Regions from separate parts of the Mus musculus genome. Here region 2 is linked to region 1. A link is a loop called in an ENCODE intact Hi-C map of the cell type or tissue named here. Cell type or tissue: left cerebral cortex. All regions are shown on one strand. Each heading gives the region's core, and the rest is flanking DNA. Links, peaks and the distances in the headings are about the cores only. Region 1 holds the start of Ermn (ermin, ERM-like protein). Region 2 overlaps Gm13546 (predicted gene 13546).

Region 1 (9,979 bases), core at 1,428-9,427:
TATCCAATCAAAAAGAAAAAAAAAAAAGAATCTTTAAGCTGTCTGTAATCTATGTGCTCAAAGGCTTAATTTGAATACCTTCCAAAGTCATCAGAGAGCAAACTGATGAGAATGCATGTTTGTCTTTGTATTAGGATTCTCAAAGCCACAGAACTTACAGAATGAATTCCAGTCTCTCTCTCTCTTTGTGTGTGTGTCTGTGTGTCTGTGTGTCTATGTGTGTCTCTGTCTGTGTATGGGAATGATTTACAGGCTGCAGTCCAGCTAATCAACAATGGCTGTGAATGGAAAGTCTAAGAATCTAGTAGTTGCTCAGTCCCACAAGCCTGGATCCTTCTGCCAGTCTTCTGTATGTGCTGGAATCCTGAAGATGTAGGTTTCAATGCCAGTGAGGAAGTGGGTGTGCTAGCGGTGTGAACACAAATGGGCAAAGAGCAAAAACTTCCTTCTTCTGTGTATTTATATAGACTTGCAGCAAAAAGTATGGCCCATATTAAAGATATGTATCTGTGCCTCAGGCTTTGGGTTAAAGATGTGTGTCATCCTGCGTTAAGATTCAAATTTAAGTCCTGGTCTTCCAGCTTCAAGATCTATATCAAAGGTGTGTTCTAGTCTGGACTCAAAGGTCCAGACTAGAAGTGGACTCATCCACTTCAAATGAAGGGAAAATAATCCCTCACAGGTGTGTCCTCTATTTCTGGTTTGTAGTTCATTCCAGATATAGTCAGGCTTACAACCAGGAATAGCCACACAGCCCTTTATGTGAAGGGGTCATCTAATGATTATTTAGAGATATCCTCCCCATTGGCTACTTTTATCTGTCCTGGCCACCGCAAGATCCATGTGGCTCTTGTTTAGGAACAGATGCTCCTCTGGCCCTCATGAAATACTTAGCCCATTCCATCCATCATTTTTTAAAAAAAAAATACTTTTCAGGGATTCACTAGGAGGCTAGGCTCTCTATTATAACAACTCAAAGCGATATACCTTCCCTGGGGTTATAAAAATCTTTATCTTTCAAAACAGTAAAAAAAAAAAAAAAAAAAAAAAAAAAAAAAATCACCAGCAACATTCTTGGAAGATGCAGCTAAAGTTTCAAGTTCTATTGCATTTGATTTTTAAAACACACTGTTTCACAAATGATTTTATTGATTTGCTCCAGGATCTTGTATCACTTGCATAGTGGTTGTCACTCTCTGTGGTCATAAAAAGCAACACCAGGCATTGAACATGGCACCAATCATCAACTTTATAGAAATTATACTAGAGGGTAAGAAAGTATTATTAATTTAAGCAAAACATACATGGTGACTGATACTAAGGGTGTAAATTTCTACATTTTTATTGTATTATCCCTAGCTGTGATGTCATTTTATTTTGTAGTTTTAATTCTTTAAGTGAACAAATCTGGATGGTCATGACTTCTGAGAGTTATAGAGTTGTGTAGTCCCCAGAAGCATCACTCTATTTCTTCCAGCAGATTTAATGATTTATTGGAGGGACTAGTGACTTTGTTATATGTCTTCTGCCTGATTAGGTTAAACTACATTTCCCAGGATGCCTTTCCAAATTTTTCAGAGAAAGAAAAGTAGGGCAAAGTAGAACGTTTTTGTATTTGCTTTGTAAGACTGAATTGAAACAGCAGCTATTTGTAGCTCGTGAAAACTGTGTTGATTTATTGAGTCATCTAGTACATGGCATATCTAAGCCTGCAATATCTCCACCTTCCTTCGCACCTAACATTAGCATCATTGACTCCTAGCCTATGATAAGAAGGACCAAATTGTCCTGGAGGACATTCATATCAGTGGAGTCAGAAGCAGTGGGAACTGATATAGTTTTCGTTTCATCCTCATCTCTTCTATCTTGTTGTTTTCCCATGGACATGGACCTTTCCTTATACCCTTAAGCTTCAAGTTAAGATGTGACAATGGACTAAAAGAAGATATTTAATAATCACTCACAGTTATGAATGCCCACAGTTATGAATTGCCTACAGAATTCCTCAGGCCCCCTCAGATAGGTGGCAATTGGTACATAGGCAGATAGATAAGCTAGAGGCTGTGGAACATTAAGATTTTGTTTGTTTTTGTTTTGTTTCATTGCTTTGGCAAAATACTTACAATAATATGAAAGGATAAAATATGTAATTAGACAAGGATTATCAGAGGCATCAGTCGTTGTGACTTAACTCGTGTGCTTGGGCAAAGCATCATGGCAATGGGACTGCATAACAGAGGAGAGCTAGCTATACAAAGTAGTGAAAGAGGAAGTGCAGACACAGTACAGATTGGGAACCTGGTACAATATTAAAATTGGACATCCATTGACCAAATACAGATAAACCTCACCTCCAGAATTCTCTAAGCTAATACCTAAGAGTTCAAAGCAAGACCCTAGAGAGGAATATTGGAAAAAATAGATCTGGTCTGTCTCTGAGATTCCAGATAATGTTAACAGTTCCTGCATTATTTAAATCTCCAATTTTCCTCTGAGACTCAAGATCGAGCCTGTGTAAACAACACCAAGAAAACCAAAGAGGAAGCAGAGACCAAGAAGCAAGACATCCATCCAACAAAGACAAACTCAGAAATCAGTACCTAGACCTATAATTAATTCAAACTCAGATGGTTACACACCAGTATAAGAGCACAATCAACAACAGTCTGAACAATATGGTACCACAAGAGCCCTTATATACTATGACAGCAAGACATGAATATTCCAATGTAGCTGAAACACAATACAAAAAGCCTTAAAACCAACATTTGGAGGATGATAGAGGTCCTTAAAGAAATCAAGGAAAAGACAAACAAAAAGTTGGAGAAAGATCAATAATCCCTTGAAGAATGCCAAGAAAGCCAAGAAAAAGCAAACAAGTGAAGGGCTGTTGAGGATCTGAAAATGGAAATAGAAGCAATAAGGAAAACAAATTGAGGGAACCCTGGAAATGGAAAATCTATGTAAATGAGCAGGATCAGCATCACCAACAGAATATAAGAGGTGAAATGAAGAATCTCAGGAATTGAAGATAAGCTAGAGAAAAATAGATTCATTCATCAAAGAAACTTAAATCTAAACGATCCTATGACAAAACATTTAGGAAATCTGGAACACTAGGAAAATACAAAACCTAGGAATAATAGTAATAGAAGAAGATGATCCCCGGTTCCAAGGGCCCAAAAATATTTTCAACAAAATCTTAGAAGAAAATGTCTCTAACCTCAAGAAAGAGATGCTTACAAGGAAGCTTTCAGAACACCAAATAGATTGGAACAGGAAAAAAAGTCCTCCGGCCACATAATAATAAAAACACAAAGTGTTCAGAGGATGGAGATAATATTAAAATCTGCAAGGGAGAAAGGACAAGTAACATATAAAGGCAGACTTATTAGACACCTGACCTCTCAACAGAGTCTAAAAGCCAGAAAGGCCTGGGCAGAGATGTCTTGCAGATTCTTAGAGACTGCAGATGCCACCCCACACTACTATACCCTGCAAAACTTTGAATAACCATAGAGGGAGAAAACAATATATTCTATGACAAAACCAAATTTAAGCAACATATATCTACAAATCTAGCCCTACAGAAGATACTATAAAGAAAATCCTAACCCAAGGATTTTAATTATACCCAAGAAAACACAGGAAATAAATAATTCCACATGTATAAAATCAAGAAGAGAAGATAACACACACACACACACACACACACACACACACACACACACACAAACTACCATCACCAACATAAAAATAACAGGAATTAGCAATCATTTCTCATTAATATCTCTCAATATCTATGCACTTAATTCCCCAATAAAAAGACATGACTAACAGAATGGATAAGAAATCAGGTTTCAATATTTGACTGCATACCAGAAACACACCTGAAAATCAATGATAGACATTATCTTAAAGTAATGGGTTAGAAAAAGATTTTCCAATTAAGGGTAAGGAGGAAGGGAAAACTGTGATTGGAATGTAAAGCTGAAAAGCCCACCAGTCCAGACTTACTAAGGCTATAGACTTACGAAGGTTATATATTGTTATAAAAAAAATGGGTGACTACTCTCTTCTGTAAGGACACGATAATATGTTTTATTTAATAGTTAGATCATCTTGGTGCAAAAAGTATCTCATAGGTCTTCCTATATGTAGGGAAAATAGCACATTATACCCTATTCACTTGTTGTCCACTATTCTGCATGACAGTTTACCAAACATTCCCTACAGAAGTGAAGTCTAGTCAGCCAAAGTTGACAAAATTCTCTATCAATTTTTTTCTTTCTGCAACCCTGAAATACTTCTAACTCCACAAATAGTTAAAGCATTGGTTAGAAAGAAAAACAACCACAGACACATAAACTGAACTAAATGAATACCAGGGTACATGCACATGCTATGCTTGCTAAAGGTAATAGACACCTAGAAGTAGGAAAGACAATGCGTTTAGAATCTGTAAGTTTTGCTGTGATTCTGAAATGATGTCCTTGGCAAAACCCTCTTGGAATGATTGGGGATAGGACCTTTAAAACTGATGTGAGCATTTGTATATCTGTTTGCTACTGGTTATTGGATTAAATAAAGAGTCACTTCTTTCTCTTAAGGATCATAGAGTTTAATATGTTCTCATTTGTCCCTGAACTTTGGATTCAGTTTCTGTATACCCTCACAGATTCCCATCAATATTTTCTCATCTACAGGCTTACTGGTTATTTCTTGTGAGGACAGACCCTTCATTGTCTCCAGCAGCTCTTGTGTGCCTCCTGGGTTGGCACTGCCTCTGGCCTTCTGCTGCCCTCTAGTGGCTACTATTCTCACATATGCCAAGGTGATTGATGATGGATCCCTGTAGGAGCTGTGGTCAATACAAACATCTGTGCAAAGGCCAGGGATGGCATGTGCCATTACAGCTGATAGGAGCAAGAAAGAAACACCCATTCAACTAATTTAGGGCCAGAGACTCTGTGAGTGAACAGATCTAATTCTTTTTTCTGGACTGAAAGCTGGAAATGTCCTTGGTCCTGTCTGCAGTTCTGTCCTCACTGTGTCCAGACATGCCAGAGGGAGTTCTGGTACATGGTTGCTTATTTTTCCCCTTAATCAGCACCTGTGCCTAGAAGCTGAATGTAAGATATGTCTAAAGGCGAGAGAAGACACATTATGGGTGGACCGACTGGGTTGAACACCTCCCCTAGTTTCTACAATTAGTTCTGTAAAAACTCCATAGATTAGCATCTCAATGATCTTTACACTTCCCTTGGTTCAGCTCCAGCTACACAGGACCCCTGCCTTTTCTCTTTCTCTTATGTTCTCCATAAACATTCCCAAACTCACCCTCGGCAATCCATTAGTTTCATTCTTCAGACTCTCAAGATAAAATGTGGAGCTACTGACTCTGAAATTTTTCTGTGGCTGTGAGATTCTGGCTCCCTAACTCATAAGTTAAACCCTTCCTGAGGTGAGACAGTCTCCACTGAACTCAAAGCCCCACCCTCCATCACCCCATTTCATCAGTGGGCTTACCAACTATGTAGCATCCTACGTAGACTGAGCAAATAGTCAGTGTGCTAGAGAGAGAAGAGCTGGCGATGACAGGGTAGGGGGTCACAATCTCTGTTAGAGATGTTTTCCTGGATCAGGATTGAGCAGATGATGTCACAGGGACATGTATTTGGTGCCTCTGACATATAATCAAATGGAGTCATCTTTAGATGGAATGTAAAATTTTTTATGGGTAGATGGGTATTTTGCCTGTTTTTATGTGAACCATTTCTATGGCTGTTTCCAGCAGAAGAGGTAGTTGGGTCATCTGAAATTGCTATTACAGATGTTTTGAACAACTGTGTGAGAGGGAGCTAGGAATTGTGGCTCAGTTCCTCTGGAGGAACAGCCAGTGTTCTAATCATTGAGCTGTCTCTTCAGCCCTCTTAGGCACAATTTTGAAGGTGACATATTTACAAGCACCCCCTCCCCCAATTTCTATTCTTGATTACTATAAAAATGCCCTCAAATGTATTCTCTTGGTGGAAGAGATTTACTCACTTCTTTAAAGTTTACTCACTTTTAAAAATCAAATGCCTGTTGGCAGAGTTGTTGTGCAGTAGTGTCATCAGTTAGACCCAAGAGTCACATGTGATGAAAAGCTGAGAAAGAATTGTTCAATGTGGGAGGGGAAAAAATATCTAGTCATCTCTCCAAGTTCATCTTCAGGTGCTAACATGACCTTTGAGTTAAATGGGTGGCAAGACCCATGCCTAACTCCTGCTAAGTAGTTTTGGCCAAGGTGTGGTTTTTACCCACCATGGTTCCAGTGCCTCCTGCAAGATGGTCTGATAACTTTCCAGAATTGTATGAAAACTCTTCTTGGGAGACAAGTGCCTTCTCTGGCTGGCACCAGGCTTCATCAGTCATGTTTTCATTTCAGCATGAAAGTTCTGAGGTAGTTCCAGTTCCTTGGGGTCTACTGTCCAATAGTCTGATAATCGAAAGGAAGGGCGAATGTTTCTCTTTAGAATCTCTTCATGTCTTCCAGGATGGTTTGCCTGCCGAAGGCAAGGTGAGTGGTGCATGCTGAGAACAAAAGTGAGCTCCCTTTACACTGCTCAGGCGAAGTTTAGATTTGAGTCGGTAAAGTGCCATCACTGTAAAATTAGTTACTTAAGTTAATCATAAGCAATTAAACTCTGGAGGGAAAAATGTTGGTTAGGGAGGGAATCATTAAAGGAATGATACATTAGCCAGAAATTAAAGACTCAGAGACATTGTTCAGACAAAAGACTTGATCTTGGGGAAGGACTGAGCCATCCAGAAAAAAGAAAGAATGTATCCTATTAAAGGGCAGGGGAGTGAGCAGCAGCCTAGTTTTAGCCAATGACTGGCCAACAGACTGCATCACAAATATCATTATGAAATGCAAAGGATAATTCTGATTGGAGCAAGGGATAACTTCAAGGGAAAATTACACCAGTGTTTTAATGGGTAGGGTGGGTGTCTGTAGACCTGGGGGGACTGGAAAATCAGCTTCCTGAGAGCACACTATGAAATCAGTTGCCAAAGCCGTTTACAATCAAGTTGTCATGTTTACAGGTCCTTGAAAAGCTGGTTTTAGTCTTTAATAGATGAGAAATGATGCCATTGTCTCCTACAAAATAGCTGAGGTTTTACTCGAACCAAATCTGTTCGGAAATGTTAAGCTGGTTACACAGAACTAATGTGCCTCAAGGTGGTCATTCTCTCTGGATTAAAGCCTGGGAACAATTGTGGCTCCTGTTACAAGGAAAATTACAATGGGCCATTATGGAGAGGGACAAAAATCTCTGTTCCCAGAGGGGGACTGACAAGCGGCAAGTCCCCCTTTGCATGCTAACACAAAAGCCTGATTGCTTCAGATTGCTTGTTTATGCAAATTGAAGGCAACACTAATTCTGAGACTGGAGCTGCGAGGTGGTGGGGATGTTGCTGATTGGCTGGGTTTTGCTCCCGGGCTGGTTACCAAACTGACAAACCCTATCATATTCATTCTGAGCCCTGAAAACCTTTCGGAGGAATCTTGCTATTGCACGTCAGACTGAGAGTTGGTTTCGAACTGTAGGAACCACAGCATTAGAGCTTATCGAAGAGCTTGCTTTCTTCATTGCGTCCTTAAATCAGACCTCAGTGAACATCATGACAGATACTCCTGAGACACTGAGCGGGACAGAGTGCAATGGGGACAGACCACCTGAGAATGGCCAACAGCCTAGCAGTCAAACCAGGCAGGAGACAACTGATGCAGATGAGACCCAGGCATACTACAAGGTTGAACCCAGTCTTGAAGATTTACCTGCAAAAGAAAATCAAGAAGAAACTGGAAACACTAAAGGGAACATACTTCCTAAAGGGCCTGAAGATGAGAAGATCCTCAATGGTAAAGTATTTCTTTTTCTCAGTTTAATTGTTTCGACTTACAAGCTTTTCAAAAATATATGTATTAACTAATATCACATAAATAAGCTGAACCCAAGAAATACAGTCCCTATACACAATAGGGGCTTTCTATCATACTGATTCATAACTCAGGCTTGTCTGATAGCTCTGCAATTCTGCTGTTTTCTCTTCTGAACCCCTGATTGTTTTCACTGAAAGAAAACAGAATAAAAGCAGCCACCTTTATTGAGTTGTTACATAATTTCTAAATGGTAATCCAATGGTAACTACTGCTATAATGGTTAGAACCACAGGTCCATTGCTGGTTACATAGAACTAATGTGCAAAAAAAGAGAAAAAAAGGGAACTCAGAATTATAAGATCCTAAAGAGATCCTAATCCATCTAATATATATATATATATATATATATGTGTGTGTGTGTGTGTGTGTGTGTGTGTGTATGTATATATAATATACATATATATATGTATGTGTGTATGGAGATATTATCATTGTGGAAACTAATTATTAAACAAATGCAATCAAATTTAAAGGAATCAGAAAAATGCAATGATTTGTGAACCTTTAACCATATGTGTTGGAAATGTTACATTGCTTGTGTTTCTCCCTAGAAAACCCAGAAGAGAACCTCTTCGTTGTTCACCAGGCCATCAAAGATCTTTCTCTCCAAGAAATAAGTGCAGAAGACATGGCTTTCCGAGAAGGTAACGGGAATCCTAGTTTCCCAACATAATTGTTTAGCCGGATGTGATATAATTGTATAAGGTGTGTGTACTGCCTGTGTGCTATAGAGAAGCAGTTTCAAAGAAAGACTCCAAAATCTTCAAGGTGCTAAGGGCAGATACCTGAGCCATGCCCCACTTTACCCAGATTTCTAGATGGCTCAAGCCCCAAATTGTCTGGGTCAATCTGACTGCCTGGCATGGCGAAGTGATAGCTATGTCTTGATAGGTTAGCCCACTGCATCCAGCTCTCCCTTTAATTTGTGCTTCAGATGGGTGTTGGGCAGCTTCTGTGGTGGTTGAAAAACAGGTTTAGTGTAAAGTTTCCTATTGACATTCGATCTAAAGTAACGTTATAAAACCAATTACTATGTGGGAAAATTATGTCTGAAAGAAGTATAGAATAAGTATTTTTTGTCAAAAAATGACCCAGAGTGATAAAAATAATTTTATGATCTTTAAACAACGGTGAAAGAAAAAGACCAAGAAAGTAGCATTGCTAAATTTCAAGTATAGAAGTATAGTTAGTAGACAAAGTTAAAAAATCCTCTAAACATTTCTTCTAAGAAGATATTTACTTTTTTTTTCTTGGTTTTTCGAGATTTCCATTCAAATAGTTTCAGCGCAGGATAGAATCTACTAATTAATCATTCCTTCCCTCACTAGAAGCTGTAAACAGCTTATCCTCAAACTGAAGCCAGCATGTGGCACCTAACCAATTTAGTTAGGCTCCTACCAGGCAAAACAAAAGTGAAGCCCCAAGGGACAGGAGAATACTAGGTAAATAACAAGGAGAACAGGGAGGTAATTGGGAATTTTGGAGTCTCTCTCTTTGCCTAGACAACTCACATATTCTCTGCTGTCCAACATGCATGTACGCAGTTCTAGCAAAGCAGTAGCTGGTATCACAGAGGAATCACAGAAACATCATCTCAGCACAGGCAGTTGTGAAAGTTAAGACCATAATTGCATTCCTTTAGTCTTTCTGTTTTGAATGTTACTAGTCTACCAAGGCAGGGCTCACAGTCATCCACCTAGAGCTTCTTTACCCATAATGAGAGCCACTGCAAACCAAGGTCACGAGGAATGAGCCTTTCGATCAAGTGGAGAGGGATGGGGCTCTCATGGGACATGGTGTCACCAGTGAACTTGCCTCTGCTCACCCCCTTTCCCTCTTAACACAGCACTTCGACTCTGTGACAGAGGTGCTGGTTTCTGTGCCTTTTCCCTTAAAATACAGTCTCCTAAGAGAGTATGCCTGCCAAGAATAAGATGCTAAAAATATTGAGAAAAAAACACTAATCAATTTAAATCAAAGGATGAT
Region 2 (9,979 bases), core at 919-8,918, 120 kb before region 1:
CACTCTTCAGCTACACTAAGAAGGTCTGATAGACGAGTAAGCTAGTCCAAGATGCAGTGCTATTAAGAATTGTTCATTAAAACCATCAAGATGTTCTTATTTTTTTTAAAGAAAAGCTTTTAGTCGTATCTTTTTTTCAGATCGTTCCTCTACTAAAGGGTGTAGATTTCAGAGCTGTCTCTCCTTGTAGGTTGAAACTGTCTTTCAGTTTCCTGCTTCAGTTTTGAATGGTGTACCATTTTCCCAGCAGTACCTTTGAGTATTTCATAATGTTTTGGGTAATACTATTTATAACAGCCCTGCTATTTGGCCTCTACCAAGTATGTAGCTAGTGTATTGGGCACAGCTCTTCCTTTGAAGCTGGTGGGAGCTCTGTATGCACAGATGAAACATACAGCAAGGGGGCAGGGTGTGTCTACTTTCCCCATCTACTGGACTCTTTCATCACCGTGGAAAAAAAGTGTTCCACCCTTCTGTAGATAAGAATCATTTTTTTGTACATTTCCTATATTTAACACTGAGACAAAATGCAGCAAAGCAACAACAGCCCTTCTCACCACATCCATGCAGATAAGCAAGTCAGGCAATTAGGACAGCTTGGTTAAACATTGTGACTGGAAAACTGATAGATTTTGATAGTGTTTTCTAGCATGTTCTTGATGGTAAATGGAAGAAGACAGATTAAGGCAATTTCCTTTGCTCCTCCATCCCTCTTAAAGAAGGAGGAGAGACTGTATTTCACATTGCCCACTTTCTTGGTGCTTTGCTTGTTAGGGCTTGAGAGATGGGGGAGCAGCTCAGCCACACTGCTTAGTTCTTCTGTTTGGTCACTGGATGCTCTTCAGTCTTCTTCCTCTAATGTCTTGTTTAACTATGTGGAGTTTCTGATGCTCTATAAGTTCCCTGGGAAGTCCTCGTCAAGGCTGAATGGACTTCTCTTCAGCAAAGCACCATCTTACCTTACCTGGTTGCTCACCATTACTGTAAGTTTGTCCTTGTCTAGATTCTGAGGGTTCACCTTCTCTAAAACCATGTGTAGCTGAAGCCCCTGTGACAATCTGACCACTTTGGACATGAGACATGAGACATGAGACAGGCTAAAGGGACTGAAGTTTTCACACTAAAATTCTCCTACGTGCTCTAAACTTACTGGGCAAAGTTGCATTTTCCAAATCCAGATCAGCTCCAGTTGCTCTGTTTAAGAAACTCAATAATCTGCAGCTAGGCAGTGGTGGTGCTTGCCTATAATCTCAGATCACAGAGGCAGAGGCAAGTGGATCTATGAGTGTAAGGCCAGGCATCTACAGAGCGAGTTCTAGGTCAGGAAAGGTTACACAGAAAATCCAAAATAAGCAATTAATTAATTAATTATTAATCTGGAAGGGACATCTAAAACCAGAGTTTTTGTTTTGTTTTGCTTTCATTTTGTTGTTGTTGTTGTTGTAGTTTTACTATAATAGGCTGCCATCAAGTATGGTAGCAAACACCAGAAATTCCAGCACTCAGAGCAGACGCAGAAGAATCATCACAGGCCAAAAATTAAAAACAAACCAATAAAACAAACAAACAAAGAAACAAACAACATGAACTCTGAGAAGGTTAGTCATCCAACGTAAGCTGCAGAGGACTGACCACTGGGGACAGACAGGAAGTGGCTTCTGAATATTCAGTTCGGTTATAATTAAATATGGGTGGAATCCAAAGGATGCTTTACAACCAAGAGATTTTTGTTGTGGAATGTATTTATGTTTTCTAATTTATTTAGAGTTATTTTCTATGTATTGTTGAATATACTTTCTTTAAAAAGACAGCTTTTTTAGGGAGGGCAAATAGGAAGTTTTTGCAAAGACTATTCACAAAGTTTACCTTTTAAACAGACCAACGCTGAGCAGAAAGACTATGTCAATGCTGTATGTGTTTTTAAACTTACCATTGTATCAAAATAATCTTACATTTTTTTTAGCTTCCTACCCTAGAAATCAAGAGTTCAGGATGGGTGAATATTCATTAGCGCATAAGAGCTCTTTCATAGCCACATGGTTCCTAAGAAGGGGTATGCTAATTCCTGTGTGCACACTGACTCTGGTCAATGCTATTGCTTTGGTGTGTTTATTATTTTATTTTTAAGTGAAAATTTGCTAACCATGGTTAAATGTATTTCCAATCTTCTCTTAATCATTCCAAACAGTTGAATTAAAAAAAAATCAAAGCTGTAGATTTATTTAACTCCAAAGAACATGGGAGGGGGAAACCTGTATTCATTCCATTTAGGGCTATTTTCAATGGGCTTCTTCCATGCACCTGAAGAATGAAGCAATTTCCCCTTGCTCTTCTATAATTAGACTTTAGCATGGAAGACTTTTTTTTTTGTCAGAATAGATGTCAAGTAATTTGGTAGATGTTGTAAAATCAATCAGAGTCTTTAAAAATTTTGTCCTGCCAAGACTGTGAAATACATTTGTACATATTCATTTTTGACTTGATGGATGGGTGACAGGCAGTAGGCAGCAAGATTGAGCACTAAACGCTCCTTGTGTCAGGCTTCAGAAGTCTCAGCAGTCTGATCTGCAGCACATGAAAAGGCATAGGAAAAAAGCGAAACCAGAAATATGTATGAGAATTTGGTCTTAAGTCAGGAAATAGCAGCAAAGAATTATTTTTACTGGGAGATACAGAAAAATCGTAAAGCTGGAAGGCTGAGACTTTTGATGAATAAATGAACCGATTATTTTATGTTTTATTGAAAAGTTACATTATCTTAGCCATGTTGAACTCTCAGGGATGAGCTGAAAGAGAGTAAAAATGAGTGAAGGGTTGGAAGGCTGATTTTATGAGGCAAAATGAAAAATAGGCCAAGCTCAACTGATGATCTTCCAGTAGACGGTGGTGTGCTTCTATGGGAAGAGTGGCATTCTGGGAGACCGAGGGCTGGTCCTCATCGGACAACTCCTTCCAGTGGTCTATCGTATCTCCATGCAAGTGGCTGTTCCTTTGTCAAACTGTCCATTTCAGTCACATGTGGCGTTGCATAAGGCAAATTTAATGTCTTCTCACCTTCCAATGTAGTCAGAATACAAAGCAAGTGGAGGTGCAGAGTGCCTGGAGCCCACCTTGCTGGGTAAAAGCATCATTTGTACAGCTGGGATGGATGCACATAGACGTTAGGGAGCATCTTCAATCTGCGCTGTCGGCATGTGTGCAGTGCTCATTACTTTCCGTCTCACTGCAGAATCCCTTGTGTCTTTTGTATTCACAGCCATGTCCAAACATCAACCCCTGAAACAGAAAGAATGAAAATAGAAAAATTAATGCAAGTTCAGTTCCTTCTGTGGCATCTCAGCCTGCCCTACTTTTTCCTCAGACCTGGCTTACATACCAATTTGGGATGTTTCTTTGCAAATCTTGTTGGAGTTTCTCCGCAAGAAATAACATGTTTGTTTGTTTGATTGATTGATTTTTTAAGGAAAAAGAATTATATTTATAAACCTGTATAAAACTTACAGACTACAGTACTTAGAGCAAACAACACTGAAATGTATTTCTCTCTGCACCTAAGTCCTTCAGGAGCCCATGGAACAAGTAAATAATTAACCATCTACTACTTGCTTGGAAAGTGGCACAGAGCACCTCAGGGTGTTGAGGCAGCACTAGATGATCTTCACTGTTCTTCAAATTCCACAAATTCCATACTGTCCTTTATTCCCTCAGGGAAACCACATTTCAAAACTGGAAACCACATTTCAAAACTTGAAAACAATAGAAGTCACTCTACCCCTACCCTATTTGTATGTCCCTAAACACTTCCAACATTCACATCAAACAAATTAGATTTTATGTTTCTACCTGAGGAGTTCACCAGCTAAGGTGGTTTGGTTTTCCAGTTTCCTGGAACAGTGCGCCACCTTCCAACAGTGAAACTAAGAAGCAAAGTGTGGCAAGTGTCCAGCAAGGGACAAGCTAGGGGCTGGAAAACATCCAGAATGCAACTCATGAACTATTTATAATTTAAAGGGAACGCCGACCTTTTGAAAAAGTCAAATCAGATATAAAGGCAGTAAAACAGTGAAGGAGGAAATTCCAGAAATAAAACAGGTAAGGCTACATCAAAGGAAAGACTGGCGGTCCTGAGTCCACCCTGGGCTTCAGCCATCCGGAGGATGCTCAGAAAAGCCTCATGAGAAGTTGGGAAAGGTGAGGGCTGTGTTAATGACCCACACAAAAAAACCAGTCACTCTCACTTGAGAGAGACCTCACCTCCGGTTGGTTTATTTTTTCCCCTCTTGGAGCCAGGCCACAACAGAGGCATCGCACACCTTCAGGCCTCTCTGTCTCTTCCCCTTAATAAACTATCTGGCTTCTGATCTATGAGTCTCTACTCTCTAAAGACTTATAAAGACACACAGGGACATGGAACCTTCAGTATCTGCCCTCTAGACTCACATCTGTACCTGTGATAGGATCAGTAGTTGCAAAATAAATAAAGTTAATTGTAGTATATGTTGACTGATCAGGGCTATTCCTACATGGCAGAGAAGATTCCTAACACAGCTATTCAAAGCACTAGTGAGCAGACTATGTATGGGAAGGGAGTCCACAGAGTAGCCAAGGCCCACCTTGCAGACCCTGGACTTGCAGGTGGAAATGTGGACCTGTCACCTGGACTGAACAGAGGAGGAGGAGGAGACACTCCTTTGTGGTTAAGCATTAGAGTGCTCTATATGGAAAGATTTTTCTTGTATGTTACAAGGGAGAAAACATATGTGGCATGAACACAGAGGTCTTGAGACAGCTCCCATTTAGAGAGACATACAGCAGCATAAGAAAGACTGGGGAATATTAGCAAGCCTCTTCCTTGTTAGTGAGTGTTGTCTTACACACTGACGATGGAGCTGAATGCCATAGCCCAGAGAGGAGCGACAGATCGATACAATCTGGCTGCTGCTTCATTCAGTTTCTTAGCTTGTGGCTAAGAGCCAGGGATATATTTTGCTGTCTTTGTTCCGCACGTCACACGTGCTCTGGCAAGCAGCTGCTATGCCTTCGTTTCACTGCTCAGCCCTGATCAGAGTCCTTCAAGAGGTCCTAGCAAAAATTTACATCAGCCCTGGCCAGTAATTACTATCTCTTTCCAGACACAACTCTTACACGTTCTGCATGTTAATTAATGCTCCAGTGCTGTGGAGTACGCAGGGTGAGGCTGAAATGCTTACTGTCATAATTGCTATTGCCAGCAGAAAACAGTGCATCCTCTCGGCCAGGTATAGTGGAGCATGACTGTAATGCTAGTTATAAGATGCACATGCAGGAGGATCTGGAGTTCAAGGTCAGCCTGGAACATTGGACATTGTGTCTCAAAACATCAAAAAGAAAGGGCTCAAAAAGACATCCTTTCTTCCTGTAAAATGATACACGACGTCTCTTTCAGATGCTGCTAATTTGAGATGCTGGCGTTTAGATGATTATATCTGTCCTAGACCGTTATTTACTGATGCTCCAAATATTTAATAATCACATCCAGTTTCCACTTGTTCAGCTCTGTTTAAACAGCACGAATTTCTTGTGGAGATATTGTATCACTGTGTTTCCCTGAACATCCTGAGCATTCCTCTATCAAGCCCCTGAGTGTCCTATCAAAGGAACATGAGATACGGTTTGAAACAAAAGTCTTCAGTTTAATCTCTTTTATCGACTCCGTGTCCTTCCTCATCTCTCTAGAAGCCTCCTTGCAAGGTATAATTAAATCAACTATCCACTTAAAATAATTTTATTTTCCATTTGTCATCTGGTCATCCAGATTTTATGGCAACATTGCTTAAGGCAGTGGGGAGGTGTCACAAAAATAAAGGGAGGTTACTATCCCTGGTGATGTGAGTAAGGAAGTAGGCGTGCATCAGAGGCTGTGTGTGTGACTGAGGCAAAGGGTGAAATGATTAGGAGTCCAGGACTGTTAGAGACACATAACCTGCTGCTGGTATAGAAAGATACTTCAGAGATGGGAGCAACTGAGGTGAGCCATGTAGTGTGTATACAATTCAATGACAAGTGATAAAAAGTAGGTTACAGGCAGGGAAAACAGCTTAAAGACACTGAGGTATGCTTCTCTCAACTGAGCTGTCAGAAGGAAGGCTTTTTACATCCTGTCGCAACAAGTCCATGTGTTTAGATTAAAATTGATAACTGAAAAAATACATAAAAACTGCATCATAGTTTGAATGTAAAGACTGGGAATTAAAACTTCATTTGGCAGGTATGTTACAATATGCTCAGATGTCAACATTAGAAGATGGGTAGCTGGGACACTAAATGTAGGGAGACCATTTTTTTTTTTTTTGTATGTGTTATGCTGAGGGCTAAGCCTTGAGTTCAAGACAAGAAGGAGCTAGATGAGATGGTAGGATATTCAGAGGAAGAGGTGATAAAATATGAGGACCTATCATATAAAAAGAGAATCTTAGAAAGATGGGCTGGCAGATTGTATCTGTCACACAGCACTGCCCCAGATAGTCTGGTTCTATCTATAGCTTAGTGTATGAACATCTTGTGGCGAGGCAAAGGCTGCAAACTATACTTCCTCAATTGTGTTGCACATCTTCCGAACTTTATATTTTGGATATTAAGATACTTCTTATTACCTTTGGACACACCCAGTGTGAATTTTTCCCCTTCCTTGAAAAGCAGTTAGTAAATCAACGGTGCCTATTCTAATTGATGGCACTGTGTTATCAAGGTTTAACATAAAACGCACATTATTACTGTATTTCAGTTTTGCCTTAAAATAGTTATTTTAATTGCAATTAAGAAAAACAGTCCAGAGTATAAATTACATTTAAATATTAAAAACACCATGAATATTATTCAGCACGCACATACATTGCCCTAAGTAAATAATCACAGGAGATGAGTCAGCCTCCAGAGGTCTAAGCAAATTATGAATGCATTCATCACTACTTCCTGAGATCTCTGATAAATGTGTTTCTCTTTTAAGTGCTGGAAGGATACAAATAAATGAGAAAAGGGCAATCTCTTGGACCGGGGATACGTGGGCATACATGGCTGGAGTTCAGAAAAAGACAGGATGGACACACTTCATTTGAATAAGGCAGAATGTGATGAATCATGGCAGGTGTTTTGGAGTGTCTGAGGAGAGATGCTCATTGCTTCTTGGGGTATCAGGTAGAACTTGGAGAAAGATAAAGCATTTAAGATGAGCCTGGGAGGATGGGTACCAATGTAGATAAAATGGATGAATTCCAGTATCAGAGGCTGTGTGTGTAACTGGGGCAAAGGGTGAATTGTTTAGATGTCCAGGAGTGGTAGAGGCACATTACCTGCTCCTGGTATAGGAAGATACTTCAGAGGAGGGAGTATCTGAGGTGAGCCACATATCTTTGTGTTGTGTACATAAGTGAGAAACTGGAAAGAATCCCTGTGTGTTCAGGAACAGAGGCAGGACAGTGTCACTGGAAGGAAGGTCATGGGTGATAGTAACTACCCTGGGAAACTTGGAGGAATTATTATTATCTTACTGGACATTGTGTGCGCCACATGATGATATGCAGCATCACTGGTCCTGATGTAGAAGCCGAGCTGAGCACAATAAAGCTCGGGTCAATGATTTAGCTTAATCAGCAGTGTAAGGACCTGTGTTCCACCCTCTGGCCTTCCTCATTCCTAAGAAGGCATGTGAAAGGGTACATGCACAGGGACATATGGCTAGGAAAGGCTATAGGCCAAACGGCAGAGGAGTTACAAAAGATGTGAAGAAATCTGAACTTAATTCTGCAGCTGAAATGATGTAATTTTCTGCACTTGAAAAATCATGTGACCTCCCCACCATTGTTAGCGTACTAGAATTATACCATAATGGTCTTAGTAATATGGTGGCAGGGAAACTTAGGTTGTTGAGTCTAGGGAACCTCTGAACCCTTAATTTTATTGTACTGCTTTACATTGATTGCCAAAGACTCTTCTGTCCATCATTATTTGATACTCATAATAATGCCGCATCTCTCTCTCTATTGAGTATATGAAGAAACATTCCAAATGACAATGGTCTTGCAAAAGTCCTTCAGGTGGTAGGTGGTGGGACAAGGGAAGTAGTAACTGTTCAGAAGCCTACATAACTGCTGTTATCTTCTTGTTCTTGAGTTCACTGGTTTTATCTCATCAAATTTCTCTTTGCTATCAGTCATACAAATGGGCATGCATATGGCCTAGTTTGCTCTGGAAAAAATCTCCAGTGCAGAAAATGGTGTCCTTATTAAGTGAAGAAATGGGCCACTCTGGCTGGCCCCTTGATCCCTAGTATCTAAAGTACAAGGACATTTCCTAGACTTTTCACAAACATTTTGCTTCTCCCACCTACGCCCTCTGATTTCAAAGTCAAATTTGTAGCATTGCTTGGTTAAAGAAAAAGTGTCACTCACATTTTTGCATTGATCACCACTCACCATGTATTGTTTGTAACATTTCAATCCCTTCCATTATATTTTGAGTCAATGTCCTGGCATACCAGGCTATGCCAGGACTGAAGGGCATGTTCCACTTTTAATGTCATCTTGTCTCTAAAGAGTAGTAATAGATCGTATACTATGCTACATATTAATCAAACATAGTGGCTGAAACCAACAGAAAGTCAGTCTCTGACAGTCTGGAGGCTGCAAGTCTAAAATCCAGCCACTACTTCACTGTGATTGAACAGAATTCTTCCATGGCTCTTCCTCGTTTGTGGTGATGAGCATCCAACCTCAGTGTTTCTTGGTGTGCAAGTACAAAGCTTCAACTTCAAAATCTGCTTCTGTGGTCACATTGGATTCTTCTCTACTGATAAAATCATTAGACCCATTGGACTAAAGCCTATTCTAATGATGTCATCTTATCATCATACCATCTACAAAGACTTATTTTAAATGTATCCAGTCTTACAGCTATTAAGGGTTAGGATTTCAGACTTTAAAAAAAAAAAACTTTATATTTTCACTAGAGTCTTAAAGTCATGAGGACAAGGGTCATATTTCCCATCTTCTCAAGATTAGCACAATTGTTAGGTAACAGAATTGTAGCATAGTTTACTTGTTCACTATTGGAATGTAACCTTGGCTGTCCTAGGTCCTAGTTGTGTACCCTTGAGCAAGTGGGTTAGACACAGCAAACTTTTCTGGAAAAGGAGCAATATAGTACTATCCTTGCAGTTAGCATGAGATTAAGAACATCTGGAAGATGCCTGCCTCTTGTTATGAGTATTCAAGTAGGAAATGCTTATAGAGTTCTGTTGAAGGAGACTGTGTGATGTACTGAGAGTTCTACCACTAAACCACTGTCTTTGGTTTTCACCTGTAAGTAAAAAATGTTCTGTGAGGTGACTCTGAAGTTTCTTCTACTCTGCATCTTGTAAATTTATTTTCTTGTTCCTTTAAGTGACAGAGGGCAAGGGAATGAGAGTGAGCAAGTGAGAGATTACTGATTGTATGTAATTTTGGAGATTCTAATACGGATTCATGGAAAGACACATTGTTAGTTTATGTCTCATGCATAGTACTTTGTGCTATCTCTATTTAACCTACTATTTCTAGTTATTAGAATCTAAGAACTATTTCTTGTTCCTTTAAGTCAGGCTTTGTATTAGCTAAGGAATGATAGAAATGAATCAATATACTGTTTTTCGTTGTATTGCATTTAAATCTCAAAACAACCGAGATTTTATATCTATTTAAAATTGTAAATAGGCTAGGGTAGAAATAAAATAAAGGATTCTGGTTTTCTTAGAAGTTACCTTCTTGCCCATCTGTAGCTCCTTCTGCTACGCACACACACACACACACACACACACACACACACACACTTCTAGATTATGAAAACAAAACTGGAGGAGCTGACCCACACTCCATCAGTTTCTGTGTGCTGACCCTCTTTGCTGATTCACTTACCATGTTCAAAGACATCCTCTACAGGTGGCAGAGTGACTCCCAGCAGCAGATGG

Evidence for each region. Hi-C counts contacts between places; a loop is a spot of excess contacts. Peaks named below come from ENCODE experiments on the same cell type or tissue, not always from the same donor. Only the 100,000 strongest peaks of a DNase experiment are listed, where the experiment ranks them.
Region 2: it touches region 1 in a loop (2.3-fold over the local background); 7 of 42 quality-filtered maps call a loop at or near these places.

Annotation. Positions count from the first base shown.
Region 1 is chr2:58,050,409-58,060,387 of GRCm38, reverse strand. Ermn (ermin, ERM-like protein) reads left to right here and starts at 7,524. Exons shown (of 3, transcript NM_029972.4): 1 at 7,524-7,912; 2 at 8,545-8,637. The coding sequence starts at 7,672. In left cerebral cortex, for the core only: a CTCF peak has its summit at 4,804 (motif pointing left); DNase peaks (open chromatin) are centred at 4,799 and 7,399; H3K4me3 peaks cover 1,321 bases.
Region 2 is chr2:58,169,725-58,179,703 of GRCm38, reverse strand. It overlaps Gm13546 (predicted gene 13546), which reads right to left. Exons shown (of 2, transcript NR_045896.1): 2 at 2,641-3,276. It also overlaps a transcript of Cytip not described here. Among named protein-coding and RNA genes, the nearest start is that of Gm13546, 11 kb to the right of the region's middle. In left cerebral cortex, for the core only: no CTCF peak of the experiment used is centred there; DNase peaks (open chromatin) are centred at 5,030, 5,898 and 6,455; H3K4me3 peaks cover 277 bases.